Regions from separate parts of the Homo sapiens genome. Here regions 2 and 3 are each linked to region 1. Evidence: chromatin contacts called from ENCODE Hi-C or POLR2A ChIA-PET data. All regions are on one chromosome and are shown on one strand. Each heading gives the region's core, a stretch centred on a gene start or an enhancer-like site at or near the end of the contact. The rest is flanking DNA. Distances are from core to core; before and after follow the strand shown.

Evidence for each region. A loop is a pair of places that touch in the nucleus more often than their neighbours do. ChIA-PET counts read pairs that join two places held with the same protein, here RNA polymerase II (POLR2A). Pooled maps may share reads with other maps.
Region 2: a map of CD8-positive, alpha-beta T cell shows a loop between it and region 1 (18-fold over the local background). The contact joins the enhancer-like site here to the promoter of COX17 in region 1. A Hi-C loop is called at or near these places in 2 of 168 maps with a recorded cell type or tissue (CD8-positive, alpha-beta T cell and ascending aorta) and 8 of 50 pooled maps. POLR2A ChIA-PET finds 5 or more read pairs at or near these places in 1 of 52 experiments (H1).
Region 3: a map of A673 shows a loop between it and region 1 (8-fold over the local background). The contact joins the promoter of TEX55 here to the promoter of COX17 in region 1. A Hi-C loop is called at or near these places in 15 of 168 maps with a recorded cell type or tissue (A673, CD8-positive, alpha-beta T cell, GM12878 and 10 more), 33 of 37 single-sample maps with no recorded cell type and 27 of 50 pooled maps.

What each region holds. Positions count from the first base shown.
Region 1 is chr3:119,676,111-119,678,709 of GRCh38, forward strand. COX17 (cytochrome c oxidase copper chaperone COX17) reads right to left here and starts at 1,296. Exons shown (of 3, transcript NM_005694.2): 1 at 1,094-1,296. The coding sequence starts at 1,200. RefSeq lists an enhancer at 1,475-1,734.
Region 2 is chr3:120,416,122-120,418,720 of GRCh38, forward strand. The region is part of intron 2 of FSTL1 (follistatin like 1); the gene reads right to left. It overlaps LOC124900546 (a long non-coding RNA gene), which reads right to left. Exons shown (of 2, transcript XR_007096030.1): 2 at 1,116-2,599. It also overlaps the pseudogene BTNL12P. Among named protein-coding and RNA genes, the nearest start is that of MIR198, 22 kb to the left of the region's middle. RefSeq lists an enhancer at 981-1,150. Within about 2 kb of position 1,295, at least 11 of the 41 ENCODE cell types and tissues checked have a DNase peak (open chromatin) inside an H3K27ac peak, as active enhancers do.
Region 3 is chr3:119,144,855-119,147,453 of GRCh38, forward strand. It overlaps TEX55 (testis expressed 55), which reads left to right and starts at 1,311. Exons shown (of 3, transcript NM_152539.3): 1 at 1,311-2,599. The coding sequence starts at 1,336. It also overlaps a transcript of IGSF11 not described here. RefSeq lists a silencer at 568-862.

The sequences.
Region 1 (2,599 bases), core at 46-2,545:
AGTTTCTTTTATTAGAGTCATTTTACAGACACATGAGGCTCAAGGTCACCAAGTTAGTGGATTAAGATTCAAACCTTGACTGTGGATCCCAGACTCTTAATCATGCTGTCATACCATTCAAGGTTCAACAGCACTTACTGTTACCACTGGAACAATTTGTTCAGACTAGTCTTTCAATCCTACCCGTATTATTTACAAAGTACTGAGGATTAATAAAAGCACTGAGCTCCTACACTCTTATTATCCCATTATACCACTAATGATTTCTTTCTTATATCTACTATCTGGGAAGACAAAAGGGGCCAGAGGAAGAGATGCACATTCACGTTATCTGAGGACGTCCTCTAATGAGATTTGCTCCACAAGAGAGGCTATATAAAATGAGAACAAATCTTTTGTGGATTGACAATCTAGATGAACTATTCTTAATACTTTGTCCCCTGCGTCGTAGACTGATTGATTTTCAACTTTTGGTTGTCTTAAAAGGGTTGAAGCGTAACTCTTCAGAACTGTAAGGAATACACTCTGTGTCCTACTGTCTCTAAATTTTGGGAGAAAGCCTTAGAAATTACCAGAAAACCTTTCCTGTTTGGTCTTAACAAATCTATCATAGCCCTTACCACGTCGTATACAAGTCACTGGTTTATGTCTCCATTAACTTTAAGCTCCTTTATATCAAGATGCATCTTTATCCATGTCTACATCTTCGGACCTAACGCAGTGCTTAACCCATAACAGATACTCAACACACATTTGTAGGAAGGAATGAGTGGTTGAAGCTTGCCGTTCTCCTCTCTCTCCATCGTTTCCCGGTACTAAGCTACGGGATAAGTCAACAGAGACCCGACCACGAAACCTACAAGGCCCAATAATTATCTCCAGAGCGCCGCAATGGGGCGGGGCGGGGCGGGGCGGGGGGGGGGGGCAGACAGGGAGGAGGAGTGGGGGAAGGGGGGAAGGAAGAGGGCAGAGGGCAGAAGGCAGAGGGCAGAGGGCAGAAGGCAGAGGGCAGAGGCCGTAGGGCAGAGGCACCGGAAGGCACAGGCCGCGGCCCGGGGCTCGTCGGCCGCGCCCTCTCCGGCTGCGCACTGACCACGCATCGCGCGCCTTCTTGGTCTCCGGGCAAGCGCAGCAGGGCTTCAGCGGCTTCTTCTCCTGAGACTCAGGCGGGGCAGGGTTTGAGTCAACCAGACCCGGCATCTTTCGCGCCAAAAGCAGCTATGAGCGGAGACAGCCAAATCTATGCCAGCCTCGGCAAACGCCGATTCGTCCGCAGTCACTTCCGGCAGTCGCTCTAAAAAGTACAGGAAGTCCTGCTTCTCTCTGACAGGTGGGGAATTTAAAAGGAGCGCGTGCGCAGAAGAGGCAAAATTCGGGCCTTAACGAGAGGGTGCCCCCTTCAGCGCATGCGCAAGGAGGCCCGCTGAACGCTCACCTGGACTGTGGTATTTACACTCTAGGACTCTAGGTCATAGAGTATTTGTTAAATCAACTTGGGGAGGGCTCACGAAGAAAGAAAGCAGCAAGACAACTGAGAGATCTCGTAACACCCGCTCCTCCCCACCCAATATCGAAACGGAAGCCCAAGATGGTGAAATGATTTGTTCAAGCCAAACAGGAGAAACCATAAGTGAAAGCCAGTTCCCTTGAATAACAGACTAGTTTCCCCCTTTTCTTTTATCCGCCTTCTTCCTGATCCCCACACACTGCAGGCCTTTCCTCTCTTTCATTGACCTATTTAAAAATGAATAGCAAGACATAGAACCACCGAGTCCACAACTATTGGGGGAATTTAAAAGGTCCTATAACCCCCTATACACCTCCTACGCACATTAAATCCTCAGCTAATTTGCATTTATAGCCCCCCTCCAACTGATCTGAATTCAGTATGAATTATTCAGTCATATATTCGTTAATATACTGATGAATAAAATTGAAAAATACCATTTCCATAGCATTTCCTCAGGTACATAGATAAACTGGTGCCCGTCTTATTCGCAATGAAATGGATATAATCATTGGATTTTTTTCCTGCAGAGTATTGTTGGAAACAGGCAATAAACTCTTTTTTATTTTATTTTATTTTATTTTTTGGAGATAGGGTCTTGCTCTGTCGCCCAGGCTGGAGTGAAGTGGCACGATCTTGGCTGACTGCAACCTCCACCTCCTGGGTTCAAGCAATTCTCCTGCCTCAGCCTCCTGAGTAGCTGGGATTACAGGTGTGCACCACCACGCCCGAGTAATTTTTGCATTTTTTAGTAGAGACGGGGTTTCGCCATGCTGGCCAGGCTGGTCTCGAACTCTGACCTCAGGTGATCCGCCCACATCAGCCTCCAAAAGTGCTAGGTTATAGGCATGAGCCACCGCGCCTGGCCAATAAAATCATTTTTTAAAGCAGGACTTGGAGGCACTGTTCAATAGCTGCAGGGTGATAGGTATTTTTAGGTACTTAAACTTTCAGCATCACCTAATCAAAGTTTGTTTCTATATTATAGATATTTAACTCAGGGAATTTACAGGCGTGTCTGTGAACTGGTGCTGTATAAGAGTAATTTCTATATGTGTATTTTTCAGGTTACTAAGACCATCCCCATTTTGT
Region 2 (2,599 bases), core at 45-2,544, 740 kb after region 1:
CTCTGGAGTCATGGCTCATGGTCTTAAACAGCTAGATGTTGGGTCTTAAACAGCTGTTGGAGACGTTGCCTCCAACAGCTAGTGCCCTACTCCCAGATACTGCTTCAGCCCAGGTTCAGGTACTTCTGAGTCCCTAATATGTTTCTCAAAGAGCAAGAGTTCCTTTCTTGCATGCTTCCTTTCTTCTAAAAATGCTTGTTGAGCACCAATTTTATGCCAACACTACGCTGAGATGGAGATACAAAGGACAGACCCTGTCCTCAGGAAGCTCCATGACTCTCAGAGGAAACTCACAAAGAAAGAGACATTTGGAAAACAACACAGGAAGTGCAAGAACAGGATCACCAGGGAGCTGGAGGGGAGGAAGAGGGTGAGAATTTTTCAAAGGATACTTTCTGAAGATACTAGGTCTTAACTGATTCTTAAAGGGTGAGAGGAGTAAGTCAGGCAGAAATGGAAACATTGTACAGAACTATGACTATCTGAAGGACCCAAACCTGACTGAATGGTGTTCTAGGCATTATCATCTCAAAGGGCAAAAGAAGGATGGCTAAACCATTGGAAACGTGGATTCGCTATTTTTGCTATGGTCCCATTTAGCCCCTACCCATGTCTGCCACTGTCTTCAAGATTAAGAGGGCGAAGCTGCCTGAAAGTAGAACTATTCTCAAATCATTTGCTAGTCAGGCATTCCCCTGTTCAGACGTGTGCAGCAGAACTGACAAGGCAGGGAATGGTCTCAGTGTATGCCACCTGAGAATGTGGGGGTATTGACAGGCACTGATCTGTTGGTGGCTCATCCCTTCCCTCCCATTCACTGGTGGCAGAAAGCCAGCCCCACCTCATTCACCACTCAACCCAGGGGTAGTGGTGGTTGCATGAAGGAGAATGTGATTTCCCCAGCTTCTCATCCTGACTGGCTGGGCAGGCAAAATCACGAAAGACCTCCAGACTCAAGGCTACTGGGCTAGATGCTGTGACAAAACCAACAAAGACTGCAGGAGGCACGATGGGGTCATGGGGCTGGCTGGGGTAAGGCAGGGATGGAACCAGACAGTCCACCCTCCAGGCCATGTCTACCACATTATGCAGAGAACTCACACCCACAAGTCTTGTAACAGTACAATTCTTATAGTTGGTGAATGTTTTATACTCAAGATTAGGGGAAAAAAGCAAAAAGAAAGAAGAGGCTTTCGAGCTGAGGTGCTGTATCCAATACAGCTAGTCTGCTGCCACCCAGAGGCTGCTCTGCAAACTCCAGGTCATTATTTTCTGTCCCAAGCCAGCTTGCTGGTCATGCAGGGCTCCCATTGGTCTAGAAGCCGTTCTCAGCTCACATTTCATTGGTTCACATGCTGTTGATAAACCAATTCTTTTTTGAATGTTGCTAAGGCGAATTCAAGAAAGCTAGCAGGCGGGGAAGAAAGAGGAAGTAATTCCCAGAAGTCCGCGGGGATTGGAGAGCTTTTGTTTTCCTAAACAGAGAGTGGAGATAAAAATCAAGGATATTCTCCAGGCAGGGCCCTCTTGTGGAAACTGTGCCTGACAATGTAAGGCAACACGAAAAAGGAAGAGGAAAAGGTTTTTGCTGACGAGTTGTTCCCATGAGTTATGGACACACAAATGCATAAAAAAGCATGCTCAGACACATGCCTGCACTCAAAGACACCCGCACACAGCTCCACAGGCAAACACCCACAAACCTCCACTCACTAGTCTCTGTCCTTAACTAGTAATTTTCATTCTTTAAGGCTCACATGTCCTCATCTATAAAGTAGGGGTAAATGCCAACCCTGCCCTGCGGAGATTCAGTGAGATACATGTGGAAGTACCAACTGTAAAACAAGCTGCATATGAAACCTGTTATTCATGGGAATGCCTTATAGAGCTACTTGCAGAAAAGCCTGTGGCATGTATGGAACCTCCTTTTAACTTACATTGTTGTTTTTAGTAAGTATTAAAAACGGATTGAATTAAACCAAGTCATTTTTCAGGAATAGTTCTCAAAAATCCATTTGAAGAAACAGATAACTTTTGAGTTATAACAACTAATATTTGAATAGTACAATTTACAAAATGTTTTCATACACATGATTTTGTCTTATAGGGAAACCCTGCAAGAATAGGTATATTATTATTAACCCTATTCCATAGATGAGGAAATTGAAGACCAGAAAGGTCAGATAACTTGCCCAAGTTTCCAAAGCTAGAAATGAGAGGAGCTAGGATTCCAACTCGTATCTTCAACCACTGATAACTAAACTCCCATTTATAAATATCCGGCATCCTACTATTTTTATTATATGTGATTTAAGCTCTTCAATAACTCCTTAAGTTAGACATCATTACTAGCCCCATTTCACAGGTGAGAGAGCAGAGGCTTAAATAACTAGAAAGTGGCAGAGCTAGAATTCTGCCCAAAGGGAAAGCAGTTTATATTTGATTTATTTTCATATCCAGATGACGTAAGGAAATTATGATGGGGGTGTGAGTTGCATAATTAGCAAGTGTCGGGAGAATGTGCGTTAAGAGTGCGTCAGAGATTTAGGTTTAAATTACCCACATCCCACCTCTATTCCTTACTTGCTGGTCGTGGGCC
Region 3 (2,599 bases), core at 61-2,560, 530 kb before region 1:
TTTTATATTTCTATGATTATTACATTTAAGTTATAAAATGGAAAAATAAATCTCCAAAACCAATAGCACTTTGAAGCTACAAGCCATAGCCCAAGACCTATTTTACTCTAAACACAGTATCCAATGGTGTCATGCATTTTTAAATAAATAAGGTAGATAATTCATAAAGTGACATTCAACAAGCACTTCTTGAGCACCTATTATGTTCTAGGCACTGTTACATAAATGACTTTACTTCAGTGTGCTTAGATTCCCCTTTCCATTCCTAAGTATGGTGTCAAGTGTATCCACTCTCCTTTGTCACAAGTATTTGAATTTGGATTTTAAGTCTCATTTCTAATTGTTTAATGCAGTTAAATCCCTACTAAAGGAATATCTGGCATCACACTACCAACCCTTGGCCTGCCTCAGTGATTTCAGGCTTTGCAAGGTCAAAGTAATTTGTCTCATCAATCACCACCTCTGTACTGGCCTACTCCTGAAAGTAGACAGCCTACTGACTCTGAGGTGCATTCTTAAGGTTGATTGCAAAGTGGGAGGACCAAATCTCAAAAACTGGGCCCCACTGGCCAACACTATCAAATACAAATTCTCCACTTGCTAAATATTCCTTCTGGTATCTTTCTCCCACTTTCCTTACTCCCTTCCTTTCTGGAACTCTGATTTGGCCTCCTTCTAACTCGCCTCTCTGCTGTAAGACCACTAGATGGTGCAGTTTTAGAACCCATTCTCACTGGATCTTCTCTCCTCTCTCTGGCTCTCCCGCCACAGATCACATGTCTAATCCAGCAAGAAAACACCTTGGGGCAGGAGTTTCCACTGCCAAGACAGCTATACCCAAAGGGGATGGCAATAGCAACAACCTCTGTTCAGTTTTGTGGTCCTCGTGCAGCTGGTTGTGTGTTCATCTGTTGACATTTGGAGGTGCGGTGGGGGATGTTAATCAGAGGAGCAGTACCTGAGAGAGGGCCTCTTTCTCACACACTGCGGAGAACCTCTGTGAACAAGGAAGAGGGTAACACTCTAGGTGGCGATGCACGGAGCCCCGTGGCCTGGTTGCTCGGCAGGGTGAGGAGAAGCTGTAACTGCCAGAGCCTGAGAATCGCCCCTTCTCAGGACATGGCGTACTCCCTGCGCTCGCCTGCACACTGCAGGGTCAGCTGACTGCCGTCCCTCCACTTACAACAGCGGGACGGCCACTCTCCCTGACGCACGCAGTGACCCGAACAAAGCCCGTGGGAATCATGGGGCGTTCCTGGAGGGTCGCCTAGACGACCCAGCCCAACCCCACCCACAGTGCCTGGCAACCTAGACCAGTCAGGGACGCGGCAGGAAATGGAAGAGCCTCCGCAAGAGGCTCTGGCTGAACCCTTGAAACATGAAAGCCCAGCCGCTCCCTCAAGTGCTGGCCACACTAAGGGCCAGGAAGAAGACGACCAGAAGAACCAGGCCGAAAGGAAGGCAGATAACCACACTGCTCACAGAATAGCTGACCAGACTGCCCTAAGAGTGCCTAGCCAGGCTGAATCCAGCATATTTAGCCAAGCTACCAACGGAGTAGCTGAACAAAATGGGCATAGTACACCTGGTCAGGCTGGCCGCAGAGCATCCAACCCTGCTGATGTTTCTGACCTTAGAGCAGATGATCAGGTTAATCAAACACCGTCTGAACAGACTAAAGGCAAGGCATCTAGCCAAGCTAATAATGTACAGCATGAACAGAGTGATGGTCAGGTGTCTGGCCTGACGGAGGAAAGAACTGCTGAACAGACTGAACGAAGATTACCTACCCAGGCTGAGAGAAGAACTTCTGGGCAGATTGATGGTAGACTGGCTATGCCATCTGACCAGAGAGGTTCCAGACAGACCGACCACAGAATGGCAGGCCAGTCTGAGAGAAGAGCTTCCGAGCAGATGGACCGCAGAATGTCTGGCGAGGCTGAGCGAAGAACTTCTGAGCAGATTACACACAGATTATCCAAACTATCTGAGAGAAGACCTTCTGTGCAGATTGACAGTGGGTCATCCGTCCCATCTGACCAAAGTCCTTCTGTACAGATTGACAGTGGATCGTCCGTACCATCTGACCAAAGACCTTCCGTACAGATTGACCGCAGAATGTCAGGGAAAGTTAGGAGAAGAAGTTCTGAGAAGACTGACTACAGATTGGCTGGCCTGGCTGACCCAGGAACTTCTGAGCAGACTGACCTCAGATTGTATGGCCTCGTTGACCACAAAACATCTGTAAAGACTCACCACCAAGTGTACGGCCAAGCCACTGAACTAGCTGAACACCAGGCTATTGACCAAGCTCATAGTAATGCTGATCAACCTCCAGTTGACAATGCTCACTACACTGAATCTGACCAGACTGACCACTTAGCAGACAGACAAGCTAATCATAAAGACCAGCTGTCTTACTATGAAACACGTGGCCAGTCTGAAGACAGAATATTTCCCCAGTTAGGCAACAGCAAAGAGGACAAAGAGGCTGACTACAGAGTACAACCCTGCAAATTTGAGGATAGCCAAGTAGACCTCAATTCCAAGCCTTCAGTTGAAATGGAAACTCAGAATGCAACCACTATCCCACCCTACA